2 separate regions of the Mus musculus genome follow, and region 1 is linked to region 2. A link is a loop called in an ENCODE intact Hi-C map of the cell type or tissue named here. Cell type or tissue: heart. All regions are shown on one strand. Each heading gives the region's core, and the rest is flanking DNA. Links, peaks and the distances in the headings are about the cores only.

Region 1 (8,566 bases), core at 268-8,267, 94 kb after region 2:
TCTATCTATCTATCTATCTATCTATCTATCTCTATCATTATCATCTATTATCTATCCATCTATCATCTACTATCTACCTATCATCATCATCATTATCATTTATTACCTATCTATCACATATCTATTTATCATCTATCAATCTATCATCCAACTATCCATCCATTCATCTATCCTATCTATCTATCTATCTATCTATCTATCTATCTATCTATCTATCTATCTATCATGTTTCTATCATCTAAATTTCTATCTACTATCTATTATCTCTCGCTATCTATTATCTATCTATTTTTTTAGACAGTCTCCTATCTATCATCTATCTGTCTGTCTGCCTGTCTATTTTTGAGACAAGCTCTCTCTATGTAGTTATGGCTATCTTAGAACTTCCTATATAGATCAGGCTGGCCTCAAACTCACAGAGATTCCCCTGCCTCTGTGTTCTGAATGATGAGTGTGCCACCACGCCTGACTTGAACAGAGTTTTCTTTAAAAAGATTTACTTACTTTATGTGTGTGTGTGTGTGTGTGCTTGAGTGTGTGTGCCCCAAGTGCATGCAGAGGGCCAGAAGAGGGTGTCAGAGCCCTAGAGTACAAATGGTTGTAAGTTCCATGTGAGTGCTGGGAATTAAACTTGGGTTTAATTCTGTAAGTGCAGTATATGCTCCCTGCCCCAGAGCCATCTCTCCAGCCCCTGATTTTGTTTTGATATTTGGATACAAGGTCTCTGGTAGTTTCAGAGATCCTCTGATCCTCCTGCCTCTACCTTCTGAGTTGTGGGATTGAGCCCCCAGCCCCCTCCTTTGCCTTGGAAAGAACTATGGTAACCAGCCTACAGTAGATGTGTCTGAAAACTGCCCAGCTGGGGGCACAGCTGGAAGAGACCAGTGGCTGTTTCTTCTAGCTGCAAATTGAAGGGTCAACACCTCTGAGGAAAAACAAACTGCTGTCCAGGAGTCAGCCAGGGAAAGGGCCTGGAGTTAGGACTGAAAACAAGCAGTTGGCAGACCTGTTTTCATTGGCATCTGTGCCTGTGTTTGGCTCTTCCTTCAGAGTTTAGAGCCTGGACCCCAGGGAGATCCATGTGTGAGTGCGTGAGCACATGCATGTATGTGAGTACACGTGTGTGCGAGTGTAAGTGAATGTGTGTGAGTGAATGTGTGTGAGTGTATGTGTGTGAGTACATGTGTGTGCATGCATGTATGTGAGTATGAGTGAATGTATGTGTGTATGTGCATTCATATGTAAGTACATGTGAGTACATGTATGTCAGAGTGCATGTGTGTGAATACATGTATGCATGTGAGTATGAGTGAATATATGTGTGTGAGTGCATGTATGTGTGTAAGTGCATGTGAGTATATGCAGGTGTGAGTACATGTGGATGCATGTGAACACACATATGTCTGTGAGTGTGAGTGAATGTTTGTGTGTGTGAGAGCATGTGTGTGAGTGTATGCATGTGAGTGACTACATGTGTGTGTGTGAGTGTGTGTATATGTGTGAATGCATGTGCATGTAGGAAAGCATTCTGTACATGTGTTTGTGCATATGTGTGGCTGGGAAGACTAGGAAAGGCAGGCGTGTGTGGCCAAGGACATAGAAGAGATGATCTGTCTATCAGGCCTGTAGAGAATAGCTGAGTGTGGCAGTGCAGACTGTAATTCAGTGCTTGGGAAGTGGAGGCAGGAGGAGTGGGCTGTAGGTTTAGCCTGGGCTACGCAAGCCCCTGTTCCTTTTCCTCCCATAAGCCCTTGTTTCTTTTCTTCCCTTCCTTCCTTCTTGTGTTTTTGTTTTTGTTTTTGTTTTGTTTTTCCAGACAGGATTCCTTTGTGTATTCCTGGCAGTCCTGAACCTCACTCTGTAGACCAGGCTGGCATTGAACTTACAGAGCTGTGCCTGCCTCTGCCTCCCAAGGGCTGCGATTAAAGGTGCGAGCCATCACTACTCACAAGCCCCTATTTAAAAAGCCCAAAACCCCAAAACCAAAATAACAAAAGTAAAAAACAAAAGCCAGGGCTGGGGAGATGACTCAGGGAGGTGTTGGCTGTGCAGCCAGGAGGACCGGAGTTCGAGTCCCAGGACCCACAGAGAAGGCTGTAATCCCATCCTGGAGTGGCTGGATCCCTGGGGCTAGCTCAGCCCCTGTAGGCCAGGGAGAACGACCCTGTCTCAAAAAACTCATGAGGAATAACTGCTGACGTCAGCACATGGGTCTGGACCCCCCCCCCCCCCGCCCCTGCAATGTGGATATGTTGCAGGGGATGGGGAAGAAAATGTTTGTTTTAAATTCGTCATCACATTTTATAATTTATTTACTTATTTATTTATTTACTGTGGGGTCAGAGGACACCTTACTGGACAAGTTTCTCTCTCTCCACCAGTTGTGTCTAGGAGATCCAACGCCGGTCAAGCCGCTCTACCCACTGAGCCATCTGGCTGCCTGTCAAGAAGACAAACTTCTGTTGCGCAGTGCTCAGGCACCTGTGAAGACAGGAACTTGGGGATGAATGAGGAGAGAGCCTAGAGAGAAAGGGCCCTCGTCTGGCGCACAGAGTCCCTGAACAGATTTGGACTGGCTTAGCATGACCAGCAGTCTCAGCCATAGACGCGTTCTCTCTCTCTCTCTCTCTCTCTCTCTCTCTCTCTCTCTCTCCTGCCTGTCCAGAAATAGTTTCCGGGAACCGAGGTGCTTCCCCGCCAGCCAGCGGGGAGATAAAGCTGCCCGTGTGTGTCGCTTGTCTTGGCTGCCTCTCAGTTGACACCTCTGACAGGCCGCTTTGATCTCGGGTTATCAAGGCCTAACCCCGAGCCTGGCCTGCTCTGCCAGCCCTCACTCACTGGGGAAAAGGGCATTTCAGAAGGTCAGTTCGGGGAGGGGCAGGCTTCTCCTCATGCCCAGCTGGCCTTGAAGCATGGGTGCTGGATGTAGGAATTGTACCCAGTTTTACTCTGCAGCGGTGATGGATGGGGGGGCTGGAGGGAGATGGGGGCAGGGTCTTGGCTGAGAAATGAAGCATTCAAGTGGTGCCTACAGCATACGGGGTGTTTACTTCATGTCCTCATGGGCCTGGGCCTTCACCACAGATAAAGAGTCCTGGCTGCTGATTTATTGGCCAGCCCAGTGTATGGCTGGCAAGTTTCTCCTCAGACTCGGTTTCCACCCCCTATCTGGTAAAATATAGAGGATTTTTATAACTATGGACACCTCCTCCTCTAGACTAAACCTCTAGAGAACCATTGTACAAACTGGGTGGAAGCAGAAAAGAGGCTGTCTGAGGAGAGGGGGCCTCTGAGACGATATCTCAGCTCTGTTAGTGATTAATCACCACCACCACCACCACCACCACCACCACCACCATCATCATCACCACCATCATCATCATCACCACCACCACCACCATCATCATCATCGTGTTTGAGACATGGTCTCAGTCCAGTCCAGACAGACCTCCATCTGACTACTCTCCTGAATGCCTAAGGCCCAGCATACACCACTACCTTCCGGGCTCTCGTTCTGTAAGGTCAGTGTGACATAGGGCCACTGTAGCAAAAGCTCTCAGATTGGGTGTCTGAAAATGACCAGGATGAGATGGCTTTAGCTTAGCAGACAAACTCACCTGCTGCCAAGCCTCATGAGTCCCACATGGTGGAACAAGAGGCCTGACTCCTCTAGGTTGTCCTAGGACCTCCATATGCCCTAAGTAGCAAGCACAGCCTTGTTCCACATAAAATAAATGAAGTGTAATAAGATTTTTTAAAAAAAGTAACAAGAGGTAACACAATACAGGTGCACTCCGGGAGCCTTGCATCTAATGTCCGGGTGTCTTTTCTCCTTTAATGTTAATTTTTATTTTATGTGTGTGTTTACCTGTGTGTGTGTGTGTGTATGTATGTGCACCACATGGATGCAGTGCCCAAGAAGGCCAGAAGAGGGCACGAGAGTTACAGACAGACCCGAGCTACAGAGCTACAATGTGGTCGCTGGGAACTGAACGCAGGTCCTCTGAAAGAGCAGCCAGCTCTTAACTGTTGAGCCATCTCTCCAGTCCCAGCTTCTGAGGGTCTTGGATGTTTCTGGAATTATGGCTGCCTCGTCTCCCTCCATTTTTGGATAGCACTTTCACCGAGTTTTTTTTTTTTTTTTTTATCCTCCCTGTGAGTGTCTGTCTAAATTTACTCTTTTCTGTTTTGTGGCACGGGGGATAAAGCCCAGGGCCATGCATGGCCTAGGCAAGTATTCCATCCCCTGGCCACTACAGCCCCAGTTTCTTCCCTTTCTCCAACTTTCTTCTCTCTCTCTTTTTTTTTTCCCCTTTTTCCTTTTTGAGACAAGGTCTCTCCCAGCCCAGGCTTTCTCTATATCAGCGAAGTCTGCAGACAGAAAAGAGCCTTCACTAGAAGGGGTCCCCGAGGAACTGTTTTGAGACAGGGTCTTACGTAGCCCAGGCTATCCTCAAATTCACTAGCTAGCCATGGCTGGCTTTGAACTCCCAAGTCTTCTTCCTCCCCCCTTCCTGTGATCCAAGATGACAGACAGGGGCCACCTTGCCCTGTTTACTTTAGTGCATTTTGTTACAGAGATCTGAAGAGTTGGAGGCACCACCACTGTGATATTAGGGGGTCATGGCTATGGGATTAACATGAGGATTTTTGATATTACAAGTCCAGAAGATCACAGTCGTATCATTTGTAGCCACACTTGTAGTGTTAGGGGATAGCCTTCGGTGTTCATGGGAGCTTCTGCCACATGCTTACATTGTTCCAAACACTGGGGAGTTGGGGGCGGGAGTCATCAGTGGGTGGGACAGGGGCGGGAGTCATCAGTGCATGGGATAGGGGTGGGGCCAGCAGAGTGTGGGATGGGGGCAGGGTTAGCAGTGCATGGGATGGGCTTCCTGTCTTATAGACTCTCTTCTTGTGGAGAAAATGACCAAAGATTGCCAGTGAGGGAAAGAAGCAGACAGATATGCAGACAGACAGACAGACACACAGACGGCAAGAGAAGAGCCCCATGGTTATTAAGAAAGACGTCTGCCTCCTAATCCCCAGAGTAGCAAGTGCATCATTGCTGGGACCCTGGCAATGGACACTGCAGATGTTAAGTTACAGGCGTTGAGATAGGATTGTGTTGAATGATCCCCGTTTGTCTCAGCAGCTAACAAGAAACTCATACAGACTTCCCACAGTAGGACAGGAAGCAAACGACCTGAGGTGCCCTGTGAGGTAGGGTTGCCTAGTGACTGTAGGCATCACATCCCAGTGCTCTGGGGACAGACGCAGGAGAGCCTGGACATTTAAGACTGAATGAGAGCAAACAAATGCTCACCACCAAAAATGTCTGTCCTAAGTTTGCAGGGCTGAAGGGAAGCCCCCTTTGAGTGTAGAGCTCCACGGCTTGTATGTGGTATGACCGGTCGTCACCTTTATCTTCTTCTCCAAGCTTCTGCATCCCGATCTGTTAAAAATGACTGAACACTAGGTACCGTGTTCATCTTTCATCCCAGAGGCAGGAGGATCTCTGAGTTAGAGACCAGCCAGGGCTCTGAAAAGAGACTCTCATCTCAGAAAACAAAACAAAACAAAACAAAACAACAAAACCCAGCAAACCCAACCAACTAAGCAAGGCTGACAGAAAAGGCCACAGACAAGATATAACTGTGGCCCGACTCACCTGGAGTGGCAGCGCAGGTCCTGGCAAAGGTGTGGCAACTGTATGCAAATGCATTTGCCTGGATTTATTCTGTGGCCCTTTCATGGCGCTTGGGTTTCCCTAAGCAAATGCTTGGATGCTCACTCCCTCTCAGATATGGAAATGATGCTTTTGAACTGTGCCCATGTGGTGAGCAGATGAGTCAGGCCCAGTTGATGTTAGTCTTGGGTCTTTTTGACAAAAGAATGGGCCAGTGTACAGATGAGCATCCCAGAGGTTGGCTGCTTCTGTACCAGAGATGCTAGGAGGAGTTTATACCAGGCTACCTAAAGTGTAGTCCAGGGACCAGAAGCATTGGCCAAGACTCTTGGGTCCCAGCTCTCCAAGCCTCTTTCCTCCTCTACCCCTTTTTCTCTCCCTTGCCTCCCTTCCTTCTTTCCTCCCTTTCTTTTATTTTTTCTACATCTTGTTTTATGTGTATGGTATTTTTCTTGCATATACCACGTGCATGTGTGTAATGCTTGTGATGACCAGAAGAGGGCACTGCATCCCCTGGAACTGGAGTCACAGATGGTTGTGAGCTGCTACGCCAGTGCTGGGAATTAAGTCTAGGTCCTCTGCAAGAGCAGCCAGTGCTCTCAGCTGCTACGTCATCTCTCCAGCCCCAGCAGGTGCTTTCTTGAGACCAAACCCTGATCAGTGTGTGATGCTCTCAGTCATGTGTGTGTAGGATTCTGAGGCTTAGTGAGAGAACACGGTCACTTGATTATCCCTGTCTGCCACGGGTAGAATCTGGGGTGCTGGTTATCCTCGGACTTCCCGAAACACCTTTACAATTCATTTATGAAAACAGAGATGAAGAATGACGTGTGGTGAGACATCCCTCACTGGATAGATGGAGGCTAGAGGCTCACAGGCAAAGGTCATCTGTGGTTGCAGAGTGAGTATGGGATGCAGCTTAAAGAAAGGAAAAGAGAAAAGGAAGAGAGAAAAAGAGAGTAAGCAAGGGAGAAAGAGGAGGAAGGAAGGAGGGAGAGAGGTACGGAGGGAGGGAGGAATTGGGAAATGAGGGAGGGAAGGGAGAGGGAGGGGAAAAAGAGAGGAAGGAGGGAGGGAAAAAGGGAAGAGAGAGGAAGAGGGAGAGAGGGAGGGGGAAGGAAGGATGGAGGGAAGGAAAAAGGGAGGAGGGAGGGAGCACAGGGAAAAACTGGATGGCACCTCTCCAAGTGGGTTCCAAGTGTGTTAGTGTCAGGTTCCGTGGAACATTTCTGGGGACACACTGTCTGAAAACCAGAACCAACAGAACCAATCAGAGCCAACAACACTGTGGTCTTTCTGAATATCTGAGACAAAGGACACTGGCAATGCTGGGGACACCTGGAGCTGGAGAACCCAATTTCAGTTCAGGGTCTTCCTTTCCCTTGAGGCCACGGAGTGCACGGAGCGCACGGAGAGCACGGAGAGCACAGAGCGCAAGGAGCACAGGAGTCCCTTTCTGTATGCTTTGCAGCAGGGTGGTGCTATGCAGCCCAGGCAGGACTTGAACTCTGATCCTCTTGTCTCAGTCTCCCAAGTTTGAGATCATAGGTGTACAACATGACACCACCACACAACTGTGTGTTCTTTTTTTTTTTTTTTTTTTTTTTTTTTTTTTAATGTTTTAGTGTCTGTCCCTCAGCAGGATTCACTCAGATGTCCTTAAAGATCCTCCAGACTAGGAAGAAGATAAAGCTGAAACCAGAAGAAAGAGTTGCTAATAGCCCATGGATGGACTAATCCTTTAACCCTGGAGTCATTCTGGGAGTGGAGAGCGGGGCAAAATAAAGCAAATAATAAAATACAGGAGGGCCCCTGGCCCGGGGCGGTGGGGGTGATGGGAGGTAAGCATTCCCTTCCCCCATCCATCCCCTACCCCCACCCCACCCGGGCTCCTGACTTCAGTCCACGAATTTCCTCTTCTCCCTCAGACCCAGGCTGTATATAAATTCTATGCAAATGTGTTTACTTTATACTTTATTTCAGTTGGAGTCACTCGCCTGTCAGGACCTATATCAACATGTCAGCCACTTGGACAAACAAGCGTTTCGAGGGGAAATATTTCAGATAAACAGACACGATGTTATGACATATCACCCCCCCCCAACCCTGGAAGGGGGTCCTCGGAGACCAAGGAGAAGAAGAAAGGAAGCAACGCCATGCAGAGATCTGTTTTCCCTGGCTTGAGGCCCCGAGGGTCAGCTGTAAATAAAATAGGTTTTTGATTACTTGTGGTGTGTGTGTGTGTGTGTGTGTGTGTGTGTGTGTGTGTGGTTGTGTATGTATGTATGGGGGTGGTGTGTGTGGGGTTTTGTCAGCTGAAGAGGAGGCCTCCTTGGCAGGTACCCTGAGATTCTCCCTGGTGTCTTTGTTGAGTCCAGAGAGGACGTGGGACCAGCAAAGAGAACACAAACCCAGCAGGTTAATTTAATTGATAGTGGGTTGAGTGTGACAGCCGATCCTTCCTCCTCTTTCTCCTCCTCTTCCTCCCCCTCTTCCTCCTCCCCCTCTTCCTCCTCCTCCTCTTCCTTTTCCTCTTCTTCCTCATCTTCCTCTTCCTCCTCCTCTTCCTCCTCTTCCTCTTCTTCCTCCTCCTCCTCTTCCTCCTCCTCTTCCTCTTCTTCCTCTTCCTCCTCCTCCTCCTCTTCCTCCTCCTCTTTCTCCTCCCCCTCTTCCTCCTCCTCTTCCTCCTCCCCCTCTTCCTCCTCCCCCTCTTCCTTCTCCCCCTCTTCCTCCTCCTCCTCTTCCTCCTCCTCTCCCTCCTCCTCTTCCTCCTCCTCTTCCTCTTCTTCCTCTTCTTCTTCTCCTCCTCCTCTTCCTCCTCCTCCTCCTCTTCCTCTTCTTCCTCCTTCTCCTCCTTCTCCTACACAGAGCTTGGAC
Region 2 (8,566 bases), core at 269-8,268:
TGGCTTAGCTGGAAATAGACACTGCAGCCCTTTCCCGGGGTGGCTCCCCGGCTCCCACGCTCTTTGTTGCCAAAGCGCAAGGTTCTCGGAGACTTTTTTTTTTAACCTTTTTTTCGACTCCTTCCCCCGCCCCCTAGCTCTTCTCTGGCTTTCTCGCAGGAGGCGTCTTAGTTGAGCTAGACTCTGGCTTTCACAGGCAGCGAGATCAAGGGGGGGAGGAAAAGTCTCTCCTTTAAAAAAAAAAAAAAAAAAAAAGCGATTTAAGCCCCTTTCCAGCGGCGCTTTCAAAACTAGAACTGCGAAGCTGGCTTCGGTTCGCGATCCTCCTCTCTGGCTCCGGGCTGCGCGCAGAGTCTGGGTGGCGAGCGAATGGTGCCTGCGATCTTCTGCCTCGGGGAGCCGGCTGTCTTCCTTGTGCTAAAAAAACGTGAGCGAAATCGCTTTCCTAAAAATAATAAATTAAAAAAAAATCAGCGTCCGGGCACGCAGGGCGAGGGAGGATCAAGAAGACGGGTGCAAAAAAAAAAAAATAGGAAAGAAGGAAGAGAACGGAGTGATTGGGAGCTGGAGTAGGCAAGTAGAGGGAGGGAGAGAAAGAGAGAAAGAGAGCGAGCGAGCACCTCGCCACCCTCCTCCGCCTCTAGAATTCCCCGGGCGTCTGCTCGGCGGCTCTGGACGGTCCGGCAGCGCTGTGGGCTGCGGGAGCCCGAGGCTTGTTGATTGGCTCTTTGACGCTTTCGGACCAATTGTGTGGCTGCATAGGCGTGGTTTTCACAGGTCGAGTGCTGGGGGAATAGAGCCGAGTTATAAAAAGAAGGTGTCGGAAACTGGAACGTCGCTGCGCCGCGCGGTACTACGGCCTGTCCTGCGTTTATGTCAACATGATCAGAGGGGAGGGCGGGGAGCCACCAGGGCGCCGCGCGCTCACCAAAGTCGCCTCTAGGTGGCTGATCCAGAAGAGAGTTCGCAGCAGCCTGAGAGCTCGCCGCGGCTCCTCAGCTCAGCCTACGTCTGAAAGGCCTCAGCCATCCAAGCCGGGGGATCCGGGGAGGAGGCTGGGCCAGGGAGGAAGGGGGAGGGAGCGAGGGCGGGAGCCAGGCAGCTTGCCCGGCTTCCGAGGCGCCGGGCAGGGGCGCTCGCCTCTCGCGCGCTCCGAGCGCTACAGTTCAAGCCCGCGGCCGCTTCTCTTGTGCGGATCTGCAGCTTCTTCCCTTTCCCGGGCCCCGGGCTAGCCGAGCTGGCCGCCGAACCTCTCTTTCGGCCAATAAGCCTTAACAAAAGCTCCAGGCTCGCGTAGCTCTGAAGGGAGCCCCACATGGAACCGCCCAGCCACCTCTGAGTCAGATCCTCTAGCTCCTGCGCCCGGGTGCTTCGGATTCCCGAGCCACTAGCGCAGGGGATCCCACCAATCTTTCTGCCCGCTGCCTGCTCCCCACCCGCAGCCACGTGCAGAGACCCAAATGCCCCTTGGGATTCTGGGCCCGAACGCGCGCCGACATACTGAGACCGAGCCCCCACGCGGAAAAATAAACCACGCAAATGCATTCAAGGCCTGCGCGCCTGGCCCAGTCTACGCTCGGCTCGCTCCTTTTTTTTTTAAAAAATGTATTTACTGACCCTTTTGAGCCCAGCTCCTCTTCCATTCGGATGACGACACCAGTGTTCCACCCGGATGGGGGTGTGGGTGTAGAGAGAACGAAGCAGCTGAAACAAGTGAGCGCCTGGAACTGCGGGCCTGTCTCCTGAGAGCCTTTGCCCTCACCTCCGGGCCAGCTCGGTAGGGAGCTGCCGCTCTGGGCTTGGAGAGCTGCTCGGGGGGAGGTGCACCAGCCTCGTATCTTCCTCAGGCATCACACTTATCTCTGGGTGCCTCCGCTCCTGCTCTATCCTGGGGACTTATCGTGGCAGACGTCGGGGGCGAATTTGTAAAACAAACCGTGAAACGTCTCCCACCCCCATTTACCCCAGATGTCGGGAGACTAAGGTCTCCGCTCATCCTAGGGTGGGGAGGAAGGCCAACTGATCGATCAGACTTTGGTTGGGTGACCCTGTAGGACTCCCCTCGCAAACCTGCAGTCCTTGTTTGTGGGTAAAGGCGAACTGGGACATTCCAGTTTAAATGGAGGGCAACTTAGCAGAATTTTTAGTTTTCCTGGGACAAGACCTTTGCTTGGAAAGGGAACAGAAAGGAGGCTGGGTTTCCGGGCCTAGAGATTAAGCTTTCAATGTTTCCGTGTGGACCATTTGCGCCTAGATTTTCCCCCTGGGGGCCTCCCCCAACTCCTCGCCCAGGACCCCTTTCCCAACTGCAGGTTCAAACTAGCAGCTATTGGGTGAATAGGCAGTTCCTTCTCCCAGGTAGGGCAGAACATTTGAGGCCACGAGCTTTTCCAGTCTTACGTGTTTTGATGTACAAGGTTAAGAGCGTTTGGCGCCAGCCCTGAGCTTTCCCTGGTGCGGCCAATGGGAATAGAGTCATTCTTTGAACTTGGTGTGACCTGCCATCTCGCCCCTTTCTTTCCCCTTCTCTGACTTTTCGCGTGCTCACGGTGGAGAAGGGAGAAAGAGGGAGAGAAACGGAAACAGGAGGTGGTACCAAAGGCGGTGGCTCGCTAACACCCCTTCCCTAGGCCCTGTTCCAGATTGCTGGAGAGTACAAGAGGCCAGGCCAGGGCCCTCTCAGCACGGGCCACCGGGGTCAGCGCGGATTCTCTGCTGGCAGAAGGCTTCCCCTCCCCCTCCTTGCCTAGCCACTCTCGCCAGAGCCGCCCTAGAACCCAGATCTGCTTTACCGACATTGGCCGGTTAATCTCTGCGCTCCCGAGTGGAGTGCAGGAAAGTGGTATGCATCTGCAGCCTGTTTGACCCCTTGGTCACCTACGCGGTGCCCTGAAGGTCCACAAGCTAGCCGGAGAGACCTTGGCAACCGGTACCAAGAGTTCTGGCCTCAGGGGTCTGCTCTGCAAACGCGATACGAGCTCCATGACTTTGCATGCAAATAATCTGGCCTTGCTTTTTTGGCCGCAGCGTTGGAACCAGAGCAATTTCTGACCCCTCACATCACCCCACACACAAACACCCTTCAGTTGCCTATGTTTGACTGTAGCTCTAACTTAACCCTGGGCTCATCCCAGTTTGCCACTTCTCTAGCTTCTACCCCTCACTCCAGTGCGCCAGGGAAAGGGGGAGGAGGGCGGGGGTGTGGAGGAAAGTTTGCTGCGGGATTCAGAATCGAAAATGTCTACATGTTGCTAATGGTCTACAAACTTCCGCCAATTATGACTGACCTCCCAGACGCTGCCCCTGGAGGCTCGTGTTCTGCCAGGGAGGCCACGGCGAAGCTAGGATCAAAAGCAGGAAGGTGCGAACTCTTCTTCGTCGTTACGTGCCCGCCGCGCCCCCCTCCTGGTGGGTGATAAACCCACTCTGGCGCCGGCCTTGCGCTGGGTGATTAATTTGCGAACAAACAAAAGGGGCCTGGTGGCCACTGCATTAGGGTTAAACATTGGCCAGAGTCTTGCTTAGGCTTGTGGCAGGCCTGGCCTCCTGGAGAATCTACAAGGTTAGCGGGCCTCGTGAGCTTCCAGCTGCTGACCCTCGGTGTAGACAGGTTCTGTTTCTAGACTCCTTGATTGAACGTAGCCAGTCTTTCCAACAAAATCGGAAAATGGGTGAAAGATGGGAACCCATTGTCCCTAGCAGAAATATTCTCTCGCTTTTGGCGGTAGGATTTTTTTCCCTCCCACTATAAGGGCCTGGGATTTTGAACAAGATAAAAGCACTGTAATGCCGGCAGCTTCTGAGGCAAAAGAGGAGATATGGGGCTTCAAATGTGGGGGTGGGTGGGTGAGAAGGGGATTACGCGCCTCAGCCAACTGTCCCAGGAGGCATTGGCAAGCCAGAGAAACGGGAAGGCGCCTCTGCAATGTTCCATTTTCCCTATGGCACCTCCTGCCTCACACTTTAAAGGGGACAGACACACTGACCCTTTTGTGACCGAATGGTGTTTATCTGAAATTTAAGAGGGGGGTGGAGGGAAAGGATGGGGAGTAAGCAGGGTGGTTGGCTAGAACTGCTCTAGAAAGTCTCTTTGCTTGTGTGAGGTCTGGCTGGACTCCGTGAGACATGCTGTTACACTGTTATGCTCTTATGCCCTCTTAAACCTTCGCTCCTGTTCACCACACAGCTTTATTCAGGCCGAGGTGTCTCTCTATCGGATATCTTGGCGGCTGGAGGACATGGGGTTTCTCCTGGAGGGTCGGGGGCCTGAGGATGAATTTAGGAGAAGTCAAGACATTAACTTTTCCACGGAAGAGAAGTTCTTGGTAGCCTGGCAGGGCAGAAATGGCTCTTTGGGAGCCTGATGTCCTGGCTGATTTGATCCTAGGATCTTAGTCCCTTTGACACTGGTACACTTTAAGACTGCCTGGAGCTGCCGGGCAGTGGTGGCACTCGCCTTTAATCCCAGCACTTGGGAGACAGGGGCAGGCGGACTTCTGAGTTCGAGGCCAGCCTGGTCTACAGAGTAAGTTCCAGGACAGCTGAGGCTACACAGAGAAACCCTGTCTCAACAAACAAAACAAAACAAAAACAAACAAAACAAACAAACAAAAAGACTGCCTGGAGCCGAGTGTAGGATTCTCATTCTCCTTTCCTGTTCTCTGTTGGGGGACAGGATTTCTTTATTGTCGGGGGTCCAGCCTGGCCTCTCTCTGGACACCTGGTGTACCTTAACACTTCAGGTCCCCTCCCAGCCAGCACAGCAACATACGTGTCTGCCCACCCCCCCCATACACTGGTCTTCCATCTTAGACAGAGCCTGAATTGGGTGGGTGGGGCTCCCTTACCTCCTGTTCCCTAAAACTTACTGGGAGAGCTTGGCTCTCCCTGGGCTAGTGACTTGGTGCTTTGAGGAAGCATCCTTGAAAAGTTGCCTAGTACAAGCACAACCCTTTGTGCTGGATAACAGGGCAAAGAATATCACCTCTTTCCTTTTCCTCCTTCTAGCCTTCCCCTCTTGCTTCTTTTTTCTTCCTTCTTTCTTTTCTTGTTCTTCCTTTCTTCTCCCCCCCTGCCTCCCCCGTGTCTCTGTTCCTGTCCAAAAAGAGTTCTCTGAATGCACAAGTGTGACCCTCCTCTGGCTTTCCTTCCCTGTTTTTCTTCTCGTCCTCTTGGGTCCCAGGTTCCATTTCTGTCCCTAGCACCCAGTTCTCAATGCTTCTCTTGTGCCTTTGTGGTTTTTAGGTTTTGTTTTGTTTTTTTGTTTGTTTCTGATTTGCCATCTGGCTGTTTCTAAGCAAACCCCTCCCCATCATTGTGACTCATCCCCCCCCCACACACACACACACACCCACACTTTTCCAGTAACTTTGACAGACTGGAGATTCCACTTCCCAGGGTCCTAACAAACACCTTTGCCTCCTGGCTTTGGCTGGTGGCAGATAAAGACGCTCTGCTTGGCCCCATTTGGTCTCAACTGCAAGTTTCCCTTCTCTTAACTTTTCCAAAGTCACTTTAAAAGGTGGGGGGGGGGGGTGGGCACTGTATCTGATTCCTATGCCCGGGGATCTGCTTCCCTCTCTAAGGCAAGAGCCCAGAGTGAGGAGCTCTAAAGCCAAGGCTCTAAAGCCCAGCTCCTGGCTCCCGGTTGCTGCATAAGGTCACGCCTTTCCTGTAAGGCATTTCTTCTCTGTCCTCTGACACTCTTCTACATTATTGATCAGGGAGATCCAGTACTAGAGTCTGAGGCGGTGATTGAGCTAGACAATGGTCGGCACTCTCCAGCTCAAGGAAGCCAGCTCTTTAGTTGCCAAGCTTTTCTTGGTGCCGGTTGGTTTACCTCCTGCTTCTAAGAGGTCATTCTTTATGTACTCACTGTGCCTATCCTACCTCCTGTTAATGGAAATATGGTTCTGACAGAGGTGAAATGGAGGGATTTCACCCTCCACATTATTCTTGTTAGCACTCACCTCGCCTCTGAAAATGGCAAATTTGAACATAGCTAGTGATTCAGATAGGTAGAAGTGGGGGGCAGTAAGGAGGGGAAAATGTGGGAGTCAGGGGTGTGTATGTGTGATAGCTTTATTCATCTTCAGAGCTCCTCCCTCCAGGAAAAGGAACTAATTAACTGTGGTTTCCTAATGTCAAGCCCACCAACATCTAGGTCCTGTCTCTGTCTCTCTGTGTGCATGTGTGTGTTTTACTCAATAAAAAAAGGTAACACAATGGATATTGCTCACTCTAGCAGGAGTGAACTCACAAGGAAAGAGATCTGTGACTTCCTTCTTTCTCTCTTTCTTTCTTTCTTTCTTTCTTTCTTTCTATCTTTCTTTCTTTCTTTCTTCTAATCTGACTTAGAATCTACAAGATGCAGGCCAGAGCTGACTCTTACCCCCCAGGTATTTTGACCACCCCACATCCCTCTTTCTTCAATACCATCTTTCCAGATTAGGATGTAAACAGTCCCTCAATGATCCACACCAGACTGAAAGAGAGACAGAGAGAGGCAGAAAGAGACACAGAGAGGGGACACACACACACACACACACACACACACACAGAGAGAGAGAGAGAGAGAGAGAGAGAGAGAGAGAGAGAGAGAGAGTCCTTTTTAGAGAATGAAAGAAAAAGAAAAAAACCACTGCAGTCTCCAACCCTCACCTGAAGATTGAAGATGCCATTCAGAACTCAGTTTTACTGCTTTTTCTGGTGTTCCTTATTAAATGCCAGGACTCCTGAGGTCTCAGAGTATTACCCTCTGGGAGTAGACAGGGCAGGGAGGACAAGAGGAGAGTGTAAGGGAGAAAGCATGGCAAATTCAGTGGCCACTACTGTCAGGAAGGTTGACAGGCCCAAGAAAGATGGGTGCCTCCAAATCTGCTGAACTAACTGTCCCCTGGTTGCCTAGAACACGTTCTTTTAATCTGAATACACTATCCATTACCATGCCCCCCTCCCCATACTGGGTTTCAATTATACCGGGACAGAGCCCAGAGTTCACCGATGACTGATGCAGCTTCATTTATATCTAAGAAAGACACAAATGAAAGCAGCAGGGGACACAGGCGTTGTCATTGCGTTCCGCCACTCCCCCCACCCCAACTTCCTCCTCTCTCCTGTCTGTTAGCTTTCCCCTACCTCTTTGCCAGACACCCAGCTGGCTCATGGACCCAATGGTAAGGGTTGTATGACTCTCAAAGGTGGTTAGGGTGACCAGAGAGGGAGAGCCCGTGGTACTCAGAATAGCTCCCAAAGCTGGAGCTGTCCTCTCGGGGTAATCCCAGCTTTGGTGGCACAGCCATCTGAAGGGCTCCTGCTGAAGATGCATTGAGTCTCTCTCCTTGAATTTTCCTAGGGAGATGCAAAAAGGTTAATCTTTTCCAAAGCCATCTTTGAAAGTCCTGGGGCACCACAGTTAATGAGCCTGGTTTGCTGATACTACTGGCAGGTAGGGGGCTTGAAAATTTGTTGCCCACCCTTAGATTTAAGATTCTCAGTCCAGGTCTGGGTTGCCCAGAAACACCTCTCCCATAGCCAGGCAAACTGGCCATACCCATTTCTCAGAAACGTGGATTAAGTCGCAGCCCTTGGGCTACCTCCACCTTCTGTACCTGTGGACACTGTTCAGCAAGGGGAGTGTTATATATAGACTCATTTCCCTGAAAATCCTATTCATCCCTGCTCGCCCAGAAGGACTGGAGGCCTCTACTACGGGTGACTTTAGTTTCACCCAGCCACCCAGTCTTCCCAATATGCACACCCAATCCTGCATATTTTAGCTTCCCTACATTTTGTGTGGTATGGAAGGAATGACCAGTGCCCACTGGAGGCCTTAGGCAAGTTCTTAGAATCCCTTAAAGGTCCCTAGTTTGAAGTTTGAATACATACACACAGCTTGGAGAAGTTTCTCATTTCTTCCTTCTTCGGGGAGGAGGGGTTGTCATTTATCTTTTAGAGGAAGGACAGGGAAACGGGTAATAAGAGAACATTGGGTTGTGAGGGCGCTTCTCCTGAGAGTTTCTTTCTCTGAATAGAGTCCACCTCCTGCAGCGGAGAGAAACCTACGCTCTTTCCCTGGCCTCCCTAGGAAGAGACTGTGGGTGAGGGGCAGCCGAAGCAACCCAGAAGCGACTTTCAGTAATTTTCCTAGGAGCTAGGGGTCTCACAGAATGTCCCTCCCTCCTTACCCAAACTCCTAGCCCCGAAGGTGCAGCAGCCTCCGTTCAGATCCAGGCCGTGCAGAACGCGAACCCAGAAAACACTCTCTGCCTCCGATTTCAACTGCATCCGGGGATGAAGCAGGGGGGCTTGGCTCTCTCTTCCAAAAGTCACTTTGGTACCCAGAGTGGCCACAACACCCAGCTGGTCTTTCCCAGTGACCGGGTTCACAGGGGCCCGGGAACCCGCGCAGGTGATTAAGAGCAGGTTACCTGCTCTGTTCCTGCAGCTGCGGGCCCCAGCGGCACCAGCACCTCTCTAGCCGGGTATACTGGTCTTTTTTTCTTTTTGATCTTTGAAAACAAAAAGCGACATTGTAGCGATGCAAGGGAAAGCACCCCCTCCCCCA

The links. Hi-C counts contacts between places; a loop is a spot of excess contacts. Peaks named below come from ENCODE experiments on the same cell type or tissue, not always from the same donor. Only the 100,000 strongest peaks of a DNase experiment are listed, where the experiment ranks them.
Region 1: a loop joins it to region 2, with 6 times the contacts of the local background. A loop is called at or near these places in 5 of 42 quality-filtered maps.

What each region holds. Positions count from the first base shown.
Region 1 is chr5:119,569,477-119,578,042 of GRCm38, reverse strand. It overlaps AW549542 (expressed sequence AW549542), which reads left to right. Exons shown (of 5, transcript NR_045702.1): 2 at 2,382-3,521; 3 at 6,504-6,590; 4 at 7,329-7,530; 5 at 7,673-7,914. Among named protein-coding and RNA genes, the nearest start is that of AW549542, 6.6 kb to the left of the region's middle. RefSeq lists an enhancer at 2,452-3,568. In heart, for the core only: CTCF peaks have their summits at 3,893 (motif pointing right) and 6,184 (motif pointing right); a DNase peak (open chromatin) is centred at 2,762; H3K27ac peaks cover 2,440 bases; H3K27me3 peaks cover 508 bases.
Region 2 is chr5:119,663,112-119,671,677 of GRCm38, reverse strand. Tbx3 (T-box 3) reads right to left here and starts at 445. Exons shown (of 8, transcript NM_011535.3): 1 at 1-445. It overlaps Tbx3os1 (T-box 3, opposite strand 1), which reads left to right and starts at 170. Exons shown (of 4, transcript NR_166476.1): 1 at 170-427. In heart, for the core only: a CTCF peak has its summit at 951; DNase peaks (open chromatin) are centred at 877 and 1,807; H3K4me3 peaks cover 3,605 bases; H3K27ac peaks cover 3,338 bases; H3K27me3 peaks cover 6,487 bases.